2 separate regions of the Mus musculus genome follow, and region 1 is linked to region 2. A link is a contact called in ENCODE POLR2A ChIA-PET data. All regions are on one chromosome and are shown on one strand. Each heading gives the region's core, a stretch centred on a gene start or an enhancer-like site at or near the end of the contact. The rest is flanking DNA. Distances are from core to core; before and after follow the strand shown. Region 1 holds the start of AA386476 (expressed sequence AA386476). Region 2 holds the start of Wwc2 (WW, C2 and coiled-coil domain containing 2).

Region 1 (6,237 bases), core at 2,848-5,347, 320 kb before region 2:
AGGGTAAAGAAGACTCACACCATAGCTTTACATTTTTAAGCACTCTGTGTGTGTGTGTGTGTGTGTGTGCACATGTGTGTGTAAGCTATCGGGCAATGCCACCGCACTCCTCATGGAGGCCAGAGGACAATCTATGGGAATCGGTTCTATCCTTCCACCATGTGAGTTCCAGGGTTGAACTCAGGTTGTCAGGCTTGGCTGGAAACCTTTTTTACCAACTGAGCCATCTTGTTGGCCTGTGCATTTCACGTTTGAAACAAACAAACAAATATATCCAAAACTTTGCTGAAGTAGGCATATAAGTGCATTTCCTACGAGCCTAATTTTCTTATGGGAAAAATAAAGACATTAGCTATTTCCTTGTTAGACACAAAATAAAGATTATAAAAAACATAAACTTCATTTCAAGTATTTTAGATCTCATAATTGGAGTTAAATATTCCTTGTGTCATACTTGCACACTAACACTGTGATGAGATAAAAATTTATAAAGACACCTTAACTATACAGTGAGGGGAAAAAAAAGCAAATTTTAAAGAAGTACTCAGCCCATATTGTGGGCTAGAGATTTTTTCCTTTCATCTTGCTGGCCTAGTGCCACAAGCTGCTAGTGGCAGCTACTTGAGAAAGTGAGGCAGGAGGATCCCAACTTCAAAAGCTGTCTGGGCTACACAGTGGGTTCAAGGCTCTTCTGGGTAACTCAATGACCTCCTATATTAAAATAAAGAGTGAAAAGAGGGTTTGGGAACAATTCAGTGGTAGGCTGCTATTGCTTGCTACACATGCGTGAGACCCTAGGTTCAATGTTCAGCACTTAAAAAAATGCCTCCAGAGTAAACCTGTGAGAATGCAATCACTGCTACCTGAAGTGGGAAACAATGATCAAGACCTTCAGACTTTGAACTGCCAAACGTGCACATCTGATCATGCAACACTTTCCATACACTGTACAAACGGCATCGGAAATCCCACATTACATTCTAGCTCAAAGGCTAAGATTTCTCTAGAAAATTATGAATGAAATGCTGAGGAGACAATGAAGGCTTCCTATAGCCATATCCTGCAATAAATATTTAAACCAGTTGTGCTTTTTCTTTGTTTCTCTACTTAATGAACCATGCAATAATTTCTGAAAGGCACAGTAACATTAGACCCCCATACTAGAAAATACTTAAGAATCAGTGAATATAAAATCTGGACCAAGAAAACAAAAATATATAAAGCTTCTAACAAAAATAAAACTGTGAAGTTGAGCTTAGCAACTCTGTGCCTATGCAGAAGCTAGACCACGATTTGTGTATTAATCTTGGAATTAATCTCAATCATAATGGAGCTGGTTTGCATTAACCTCTCAGTCTTGTAAGATCTACTATTCATGTTACCTGAACAGTTTATGACAATTACAGGTAACTGGTATCACAGATTTCCCTGTCAAAAAATTATGTCACTACCAATCTAAAAGTCTAAGCTTTGCGCTTTTAAAGAAAAAAAACTACATATTTTGGCACAGAATTCTCATGCTAGGTTGCCATTCATGTATGTTCCCTATGTCTGCAGAAAATACCACAGAATGATTTTCATTTTTTGAAAGGGTGAACTTGTAGGGCCTTTACCTATCCTGTGTGAGTCCTAACTTCAATCTCTTGGGATTGAGAGGAGTCACAGTTTTAAAACGGTTTTAAAAGCAGACAGCTTTGAAATAAAATATTCTCCACCAATTAACTGAATTCATTATACCATCCCTATAAATTTTGTCTATAAAAGTAGATTTTTACCTCATAAGTCTTTGAATCTGGTGAAAACACTGTTATACTATAAACAGTGAGAGACTTAGAAAACAAGTTTGTCGATTGAAAACACCTAAGTGCTCTTACATGCTAAGTCACCATGGGGTGTATTACAGGATTAAGTTACAGGACTGGGGATGGTCTGGGGAAACAGAATGACTCCAAGTTGTTTTTATGGTCCATATTAGGTCTACACAGTTTCTTGACTAGGGGTTACTAAAGGCTGAACGTATCCCCATTTAAATTTCTCCTGTCCTAGCAGGAGAAAGGTATGACAATCCCTGAAGATATTCCCTGTCCTAGTTTCTTTGATGACAAGAAAAAGCTTTTCTCCTCATTTAAACTTGGTGGAGGAGGAACCCAAGGGTGCAAAGACGCCAGGTGGTTGCCCAGCCAACGAACCCACTTCCTCCAGAAGTCCGGAAGTGACACATGGCCCGGAACCTACGCTGAGCCAGGGTCAGAGACAGTCCCCCACGGCGGTGTCCGCGTCTTGATTCACTAACCGGGGTGGGGGGGGGGGCTAGGGAGAGATTTGAAATATCTCTCCCAACACCCAACACTGACTCCGCCCAGGCCCACCGACCGTCCCGCCCAGCAATGGGTTCAGTCCACCCCAGGACCCTTCCGAGCAGCCCGCCGTGGCCGACTCCCGCGGGAGCGCGCGCCCCGCCCATACGACGTCACACCTGCAGGCCCCGCCCCTAGGCCGGACCCTCCCCGCCACACACTCACACACACACGCACACACACACACGGACGCACACACATACACAACACACACACCCCTTCTCCGTCTCGCCCTGCGGGGGAACCCCTCCCCCTTTAACCATTTGGCAGTAGCCGAAGAAGGGCTGAGTGAGACACCGGGCGGCCCGGAACTTTCCCCGGGGCGAGAGGGAAGCACAGACCGTCCCAGTCCCGCGCCACGCCGGGAGCTGGAGGGGGGTGGGGGTGGGGGGAGAGGCATCTCCCGAGTCCACCTCCGCCGTCCTCTCGCCCCCTCCCCCCCATACGTTCCAATGCATCTGCTCGCAGACGGAGGGAGCCCCAGCAGGCAAGGGGCTAAGCAGGCCCAGCACCCCGGTCCAGCCCCGCAACCCTGCTCGTTGCACACTCTCCAGCCCCGGGCAGGACAGTGTGCGGCACCCAACCGGCAGGCACCGGAACAAATGCTCGCTTAAAAATGGCTGATTCCCGTCCGCGGCAGCTGCAGCCAGCCGCCGGAGCTGCAACGGGGGCTGACGGACGGGCGGTCCTCGGAAGTCCTCGTCAGCCGCAGCCGGGACAGGGAGGGCCGCGAGTGTGCTGTGCCGTCCCCCCACCCAGACACACACACACACACACACAACCGCTTCCCGGCCCCACACACCAGATCGCTCGGTGCACTCGGCGCACACTGTCACCCGAAAGAAGGGAAAGTACCTTGGTATTTGTTGTCCAGCTCCCGCAGCACCGACACGTTCCTCTGCATGTCGTGGGGCAGCGACTCCACACACTCCAGGTAGTCCTGCACGTAGCAGGAGAGCAGCCGGCTCCGCTCTCCGGTCAGGAGCGCGGCCGACGAGTACAGCTGCTGCTGCTGCTGCTGCCCTAACATCCTGCCGCCGCCACCACCACCACCGCCGCCGCCGCCGCTGCTGCTGCTCCTCGCCGCCGCCGCCGCCGCCGCCTCCGCATCCAGCAGCCACACATGCAACAGCCACGACCGCCGCTCCTCCGCTCGGCAGCCCGGCGCCGCGGGGACACGGCCGCCGCTCGAGAGGGCACCGCCGAGTCCCCCGATCTCCACTCCCCCAAGAAGAAGCCCTTACTCCCCGCCCCCGCGGTAACAAGCCCAGGGGCGGGGCGAGACCGGGGCTCCCTCCGGCCCCCTCCCTCTCTAGGAGAGCGAGCAGCGGGGTTCCCCGCGGCCGATGGCGCCGGGGCTCCCAGGCAGCGACGCTGGCTGTCCCCCCCGGGGACTCCCCAGACACTACCGGGGCTGCCCGGTCGCCCGGATCCCCGTGACAAGCCCCTCGCTACCCTCTCGCCTCTCTATCAGCCTCCGTGCCTGTCGGAGTCTCACAGGACTAGTCCCCGCCCCTTGGCCAGCGACCGCATCTGCGCCTGCGCAGCACTCACTCCTAATAAGGCTGGGGCCCCGCCCCTATCGTCCTACCGAAGAGTTCGCATTCTCCCGCCTTCCCTGCGCCACCCGGGCGATTGGTCTGTCAGCTCTCGCCTGGGGGCGGGGGGAGGGTGCGGAGGCCGGCCAAACGGCAGGCCGCGCCCCGCCCCCTCTTAAAGGGACCGCATGGCTGAGCCTGCCCCCTTCGACCGAAGTCCTGACGGTTGCCCCCGAGAGGCCGGGCGACCGCTCTCTTCGTTTCTGTTCCCCTACAGGGATAGGAAGCGCCGGCTCGGCTCGCTCGGCCCCGAGTTACCGACCTTGCCTCCATCTGGCGGATCCAGCGCCTCCCTCGCGAGCCTCCAAGACAGCAGCGAGCGGCCCCTGGGCGCCGCTGGCCGAGTGAGGCCTGAGGGGGAACTAAGGCGACCCAGGGTGCAGCGGGCGCGGCTCCGGGCATGCGCGGCGACTTCCCGCCGAGCGCCCCGCGGCCACGGTCCCGGAGCACCGGGGCGGACCGCGGAGGTAGGCGGTGCGCCCTCTGCCCTTTTAAATGCGGACTCCCCGCCTTGCGTGCGGCCCCTCCACCCCCCAGCGCCGGGGTGGCTCTCAGGGTCTGCTCCCCCTCCTCGCGCTTAAGAGTTTGGTTTAGGGAGGTGGCAAGGCTGCACGCCGCCCCGGTCCCCAGTCCCAAACCATCTTAAGGAAACTGTTGTCAGATGTCGAATCGCCTAGGCATCACCCGCCAGCGAGGACACACAGTCCTCACTGTCTTTTCACTCGGCTTCACCACTAGCCAGCAGGGGATCAGTGCAGATGGGATTAGAAATCGGATCAACCACCGAGTGCGGTGCTTTCCGTGTGAGGGATTATCCGCCTTACTCCCCCAGTACCATCAGTGAAATGCCGGTAGGAGGAGCTCACTGTAATTACGGATAGACTTCCGGAATGTATATAAATATGTGAGCTGTTTTGGTTTTGGTTCTCCCCCCCCCCCCCAACCGAAATAGGTATAAGAAAGAGTAGTCGCTTAATTCAGATGAGATGCCCAATGGGAGCGGCGTCTTTGAATGAGAAGAGAGAAAACGCCAGAGTGCTAAGTTTGGGTGCTCTTGCCCGGTTTGCAGCGCTATACCTGTTGCCCGGCCTGTTCAGCACACTTTCATACAGTGGGGTATATTAAGCAGCTGTTGGGATGCCAAGGGAAACCTAGGTCCTGGTCTAGATGAAAATTTGGATTTCGACAAAACACAACGCGGAATTCGGCGTCCTGAGGACAAGGGCTATATTGGAAGGCCTGGGAACTAATGTGTTAATGTACTTTAACGCTGAGATTTTGATCAGTGGAGTATTAAGCCAACCGAGGCAAGCACAGTATTTATTGAATTTCTGAGAACGTGGGACGAATTTTCTTTCCATTATTTAATATTAAAGAGCCAGGTCTTGTTGAAAATAACCATTGTTAAGGTTATTGACTTGATTTTGTTGTTATTTTGTTTTTGGTTTGGTTTGGTTTGGTTTGGTTTTGATTTCGAGACAGGGTTTCTCTGTGTAGCCCTGGCTGTCCTGGAGCTCACTCTCTAGACCAGACTGGCCTCAAACTCAGAAATCCTTCTGCCTCTGCCCCCCAAGTGCTGAGTTAAAGGCGTGTGCCACCACTGCCCAGCTTGTTCCCTTTTTTTAAAACCTGAATTAATTTTTGTATTTACTCACAAACTTGGTTCAGCCAATTCTAGCTAAAAGGTGGAATTACTGCAAGCTGCCCTGTTTCTTACTGATTGGAGTTAGACACTGTATGGGCCCATGGATTTTATACAGCCTGCTTTACTGAGCTGCAGGCTGACTGGTTGTGACTTACCAAGAGCAAAAAAAAAAAAAAAACAAGTTGAGAAGCAAGGAAGGATTTTGGAAAGCATTCTTGGTACCTCAAATAATTCTGACAGACTGAAGGACGAGAAAGAACTCCAGATCCCTGTTTTCCACTGGCACTGATAGAAACTTTGTGAACTTAAAACATGATAATGTGTATGGATTAGTGCAGGTGTGCTTTTCTTGCTGCATTTATTCATACAGGTTAATCTAATTCTGGCATCCTTCTGGAAGCAGCCTGTGTGGGGAAAATGTTTACTCGAGGATGGGAAGTAGGCATTGCATTCTTTAGTCCTTGCAATTCCAGCTCTTGACCCAAGCTATTTATCAGTGTCCTTCTCTTAAAGTAGCTACTCATATGGCCTCTTCAGAGTGGGTCTCCTAACTCCTGAACGCAAAATTTAAAAATCTCCCACTCTACACTCTAGAAATTGATGCTATTCTGGGGTGGGATGGGCAGGGTTGTTCTTT
Region 2 (5,836 bases), core at 2,622-5,121:
TCTCCTTTCTCCTGTGTTGAATCAAATATTTCCAAACCCCAGCACATTTGGCCACCGTAACACCGTAAACACCAAGTGGTGTGGTCAATGAGTCTTCACAGCGAGCAAGTAGGAGGGGAGGGCACCAGGCACACGGTCCAGAGCCACAGCTCTCAACCTACGGGTGAAGACCTCTTTGGGGGTCACACAATCCTTTCCCAGGGGCCACAAGGACCAGCAGCCACATGGCAGCTCTCAGTCATCTGCAACTCCAACCCCAGGGCAACCCAATGCCCTCCTCTGGCCTCTGAGGACTATACAGGCATGGAGCAGGCAGGCCCCATACACACATTTTTTTTTTTTTTTTTGTAAATTAAATGAAAATTTAAAAAAATTGTTACCAAAGCAAATAGTACTATTTGGGTCCTAATTTCAAGTTAAAAACATTGTATGAGGGAGTGGTACCACCCACATTTTAGAGTTGATTCAGAAACCCAGCTGAGCACTGTGATACACCCAGGCAAAGTCTGCACCATGTGACCTGACTCCAACAGCCTAACATGTCTGAAAACGCGGCTGATCCCCTGCTCTAATTAGTACCACTACTCCTTTAATGCAATTATGATAGCACCACAGAATCCTCCAGCCTCCTCCCATTCACTCAACATAACTCTCTGTCCAACCAGAAATACTAGCTGACTCCTGATGAACTATCAGAAGCAAAACACTCACTCTTCATGGAAGAAAGGGAACAACAGCGAATGGGTGAATCTTTCTGACCATTTTAACCAAGTGGCTTTAAAGATCCACCACCGCCACTGCCGCAGACCCAGAGCATCCTGGGGTCATTTTCCCTTATGCTTTCAGGATTTGCAATCTGATCACGCAGATTGCACCCATGCCCTACAGGCCTGGGGAAATCTCTCTTTCCATATGTTGGCTGTGTAGCAAAATTAACAGGAGTTAGTAGTTACTCCAAATACCTTCTCCAATCAGTTCTAACGCTGTGTAGGAAGACTTACTGTCGCTTAGCTGCACTGAGAGAAAACATAATTTAAACTGACATATCACAGTGGCTGACGTCACAGGATAGCTTCTAAAGTTCTCATACAGAAGCTCAGAAATCTTTCTAATAATTCATACGTTTATCAAGTACTGAAAGGCCTACAAGGAAAATTCGAAGAAGAAGAAGAATTCATCTTAGTCAAAACTGTTGGTCCCCAACACAGGACTTGGTAAACCAGCATTCATAGTACCTGCCAGTCCATTCCAGTTTGAAACAAACGGCACATCTGGCTTGTATAAAAAGGCAGTGATACAGATAAGCCAAGTCCTGTAACTTCTGTTTGCCTCACCCAGCCTTTGCATAGTCTTATAACCCTCTCTGGTAGACAAACGGGATGACATATCGAAGCCCATGAGCAGAGGCAGGAGAGGCTGTAAAATGCTTAGAAAGCGTAAGCTTTTACACCGCCGTGAACCTGAGACTCCAAGTATCCGCAGAACTGCAGCACAACTGTAAAAGTCAAATATTTATACAGGTGCCCTACAAACCACTGTTCCTTGCACACCGTCCACACCGACGTTTACTATCCGTTAAGTAGTTTCAAAGTGCAACCGTATAAGTAACAGGCTTGGAGCATGATGAAGTTTATGACAGCCAATCTGCCTGGGGAGACTATGGAGGTGTGACTCCTGTCAGAACCTTCATCCAGCCAGCAATGGCCCGCCCGGGCGGTGTGCGGAGGTGGGGCCCGGGCACAGGTGCCTTTCCTCATCTCGAGGGAAACCTAAACCCTATCTTCATGGATAATTTAACAAGGATTGCTCCATAAATTTATGTCGTTCAGGACTTTCTTATAACTGCTTTTTAATAGCTTTCAACTACAATAGTTGTAGGAAATGAGTGATTGGGAATATCAAATAGAAGAGTGTGTTTCAAGCTGGGGGGGGGGGACTTAGCAGGAAAAGCTCCAGAAAAGACTACAGCCCCTCAGATCACATTGCATAAAAAGCCTATAGAACTTTCTAGAAATGCTAAAACTGCAAATGGCAGGGGCATCCCTGAAGAGATGCTACTTGAATTTACACAGAGGCCCTAATCCCTACTCCTCATCCGGTGTGGTGGCTGGCACCTGTAATTCCTGCACGGAGGAGAGGCTGAGGCAGGGGGATTGCTGTGAGTTTGGGAGCAGCCAGTGTTACATAATGAGTTCCAAGCCAGCTAGCCTGAGCTACAATACAGTATGAGGCAGTCTAGAAAAATATAAAAAAACAAAAATACCTCCTTAATGGACAGATTTCAAATTTTACAAAAAAAAAAAAAAATGCACCCTACATTCCTTTTTTTTTTTTTTTTTTTCTTTTTGAGACAGGATTTCGAATAACCCAAACTAGCCTTGAACTCCTGATTCTCCTTCCACCTCACAAGTGCTGAGTTTGGACAGATGTGTGAGACCGTCCACACCCTCTAACAACTTTAATTCTAAGTGTTCCTTCTAAAAGCAAAGAGAGAGTTGAGTGAGAAACAGAAAGAACATTGGTGAGCAGTCCACCAATGTTCAGCTCCTGAACTTCTTAGATCTCTTGTTTGCTTCATTCAGCTCTCCAGGTAAGAACAAAATGCTTATATCGCTGTGCAAAAACTAGGCTAAGCTTCAAGTCTGGGCTACCCACAGCTGTGGTCAAGGTTCCCTTCCAGTCTCCGTGCCACTTCACAAGGAAAATCTGACCAGGTTTCCAGGTGAGGAACCACGGTTAGAAGCAAAACTCCAAAACAGTGGTTTGTTTTTTTAATCTTAGGGGCAAAGCTACGAAGGTCGAGCCAGGAGTGGGACCCTCTCTCCACGTTCAGACCCTAGGACATGGTTCGGGGTGCGCCCTAGGAAAAGCTTGCAGTCAGTGCCCAGGAGCTAGGTATGTAAGGCAGGAGAGATGCCACAGGTGGCCCAGATGACTAGTAATTCACCATCACTTAGGCCTCCGGGAGGCCCCGAGCTCAGCGTGCCTCAGAGGTCGAAAGGTGCCCTCTCCCTCCATCTGACCAACTTTAAACAGCACACAGGAGGTCTAGAGAGGGGTCAAGTACCCACACACACACACCCTGAGCCGGCTAACTGGACTCAGGGTGCCAACCCAGGGCACCAATCCGGCCCTTCCCTTGGGACAGGGAGTGTCTACAAGTCCCCGAGGGGTGTGGGGAAGGCAGTGGGCAATGGGGCCCAAGAAGGGGCGCCTGGCGGGCAGATACAGCCGCGCCTAGGCCGACCGTCCCGCGCCTACCCCGGAGCCCCTCGGGGGGTGCAGGGCCGGCGACGCCCCACGCCCCCGGCGCCCTCCAGGTCTCCCAGACAACAGCCACCGCAGCACTTCCCGAGGCGGGTCCCCGCACCCGGCCGGGGCCCGGCCACCCACCTGTCCCGGGGGTCGATCCAGCTGGTCCTCCTGGTGTTGTGGTCGATGTAGAAAACCTTGCCGTCGTAGTCCCTGGCCTCCTCCCAGCCCCGGGGTAGCGGCAGCTGCCCGCTCCCGGCCCTCCTAGGCATGGTCGGCGGCCTCGCCGGCGAGCGGCGCCTCCATAGGGACCGGGCGCGGGGCGCGGCGGGAACGCGGGTGCCGGCGAGGGGCGTGCGGGGCGAGGGGCACGGCGAGCTACGCGCGGGGAAGCCTCGGGGATCCCTGCTCTCAGCCCTGCCGGAGATCAGTCCACCATGTCTGCGTCGGAACAGACGAGCGAGCCCTCCTCCTCCTCCTTGCCGCCGCTGCCTCCGCCTCTTCCTCCTCCTCCCCGTCCCCCTGTGGCCGCCGAGGGTCGCGGCGCCCAGGCTGCCCCGGCCGACGCCGTCTGGGCTCGGATCCGGGAAGCTCCGCGGAGCAACGGCCCGGCGGCGACTGGCCTGCTCATTTGCATGCGATTAGCATGCGCTCCGCCCCCGGCCCGCCCCGCGCCCGCCTCATCTGCATGCACATTCCTCGCCGCCACATTCCTGAGCTTAACCCTGCAGCTGCCGGGGCGGCCGCGGCGGGACGCGGGGCTGAGCCCGGGCGGGGGAGGGGAGCGACGAGGCCAGGTGGGAGGCGGTAGGGCGGAGGAATGCACAGCTCGCTCCCTCCTCTGCAGCCCGAGATGTCCCCTCTCCGCCAGACCCTTTGGGGATTTAGAGGGCTTTCTGGATGGAAAAAGAAGCCAAAGAAAAAAAAGTCTGCAACCTTCTCAACCTCTTTCCGTCTTCTAGGGAAACCACAAGACTTTCGAGAGGAAAGGGTGGGGAATGCTGTCCTGGGAAGAAGTCCCAACAAACAGTAAGGGCACAGAACGCCCCCACCCCCCCCACCCCCCCCCCCCCACGCCGCGCCCCGTGCCTTGGCTGTTCCCGGCGGTGGGGAAGTGTGCAAAAAGCGCTGGGAGTGTGTCCGGGGCGTGTCCGGGGCCGCGGCGCCCCCGAGCCTTCTGCTCAGTCTGGCCCTCGGTGACCTCACCAGGGCCTCGCGGGCCTAAGGGAGCAAAGTAAAGGCGGGTCCCTATCCATGAGAGCTGCGACATGTCCGCCCCAGTGGCCCACGGGGCAACTCCGGCCTGATCCTTAGAAGCGACAGGGCCACCCCGCCACTGTCGCCGCCAGTCAGCCCCGCGCGGGCCCTAGGGGTCCGAATCACCGGTGCTGCCCCGCCGGGTCAGGGGGCTGCACTGGCGGGGTCAGGGCCCTGTGCATCTGGCGTCCCCTTCTGGGTTTAAATCCAAGGGACATGGCTGCGTCCACTATCCAGTCCCTTCCTTCCAACTCTCTGTCCCGGGAAGTTCTCCACCCCAGTCCCGGACCGGGGGTGGGGGGTGGGGTGGCAGAAGGGGTTAATAATCACTCGGAAGGGGGCCAAGGCGGGAGTCAGTGGCCACACTTTGCTTGATCAAGGGTCCATCTGGTATGAGGTGTAGATCTCTCACAAACATTTATTTATTTAGCTATTAAGTGCTGATCGGCCCTGGGTAGGAGCCGGATGTCAGACTCCTAAGACGACAAAGCCTTGGCAGAGTCAAGACACTAAGCTTGCAGTGTCCCTTGTCCTCAGTCTGAGAAATAGCCTTTCGTCCTCAACCTTTACAGCCTGCTGTGCATTGCCAACCTTGTCAATATTCTCCCAGGCCTCTAAGCAGATGCTTTTGAAATGGCAGATTTTAGGAAGAAAGGCCCCAGAGCTCAATCCTTCACCTCTTGGTCTGAATTCCCTTAACCAGACCTGCCAATGTAATAACTTCAGGACCTAGCATTGGGCAGGACATTTTCTGTGCCTGGGCATTTGCTGAAGTTGTGAATAGAACTAGACAGTAAGAACCAAGCTCTGAATCAAGCTTCCAGAAGGGGACTCCACGTGCCTTGAAGGGGGTTTTAAAAAAAGGAAAGGGGTTTATTCTCAATGAAACAGTTTATGCAGCTGCAGACACTTGAAATCCCCAGGAACTGGAAAACCAGGTGTACCTGGGACGGACAACCAGAGAGAGGCAGAGGTTCTCAAGAGAAACCTCTCATTTTCTAGGTCTTTCCCATAATGCCAAGGCCCGTGGAAGCTGGTTTTTGTGCTTTGTTGAGGGAAGTTTCTGCTTCCTAACCTGTATTCTGCCTCAGCCTATTAGCAGTAAGATAATCAGCCAGGGTCCTAGCTCTCAGTGGGTGGAGGGATCCTGTCTAAAGTTACACTGCCGAATGTGTAATTCTCTATGTTGGCCCATTCACATGGCCAAGATGTAGCCAGTGACTAACCCAAACTATCCTAATTTGTGGCTTCCTTAGTGAGTTTCTCCCTTCCCCTAAAGAATTTGAAGATATTTATTGTGCTAGCATGTCGACACCTTACATCTCAA

What was found. ChIA-PET counts read pairs that join two places held with the same protein, here RNA polymerase II (POLR2A).
Region 1: POLR2A ChIA-PET joins it to region 2 with 19 read pairs in embryonic stem cell. The contact joins the promoter of AA386476 here to the promoter of Wwc2 in region 2. POLR2A ChIA-PET finds 5 or more read pairs at or near these places in 3 of 5 experiments (Patski and embryonic stem cell).

The regions. Positions count from the first base shown.
Region 1 is chr8:47,671,294-47,677,530 of GRCm38, forward strand. AA386476 (expressed sequence AA386476) reads left to right here and starts at 4,098. Exons shown (of 1, transcript NR_166692.1): 1 at 4,098-6,237. It overlaps Ing2 (inhibitor of growth family, member 2), which reads right to left and starts at 3,866. Exons shown (of 2, transcript NM_023503.3): 1 at 3,213-3,866. The coding sequence starts at 3,387.
Region 2 is chr8:47,986,673-47,992,508 of GRCm38, forward strand. Wwc2 (WW, C2 and coiled-coil domain containing 2) reads right to left here and starts at 3,872. Exons shown (of 23, transcript NM_133791.5): 1 at 3,394-3,872. The coding sequence starts at 3,524.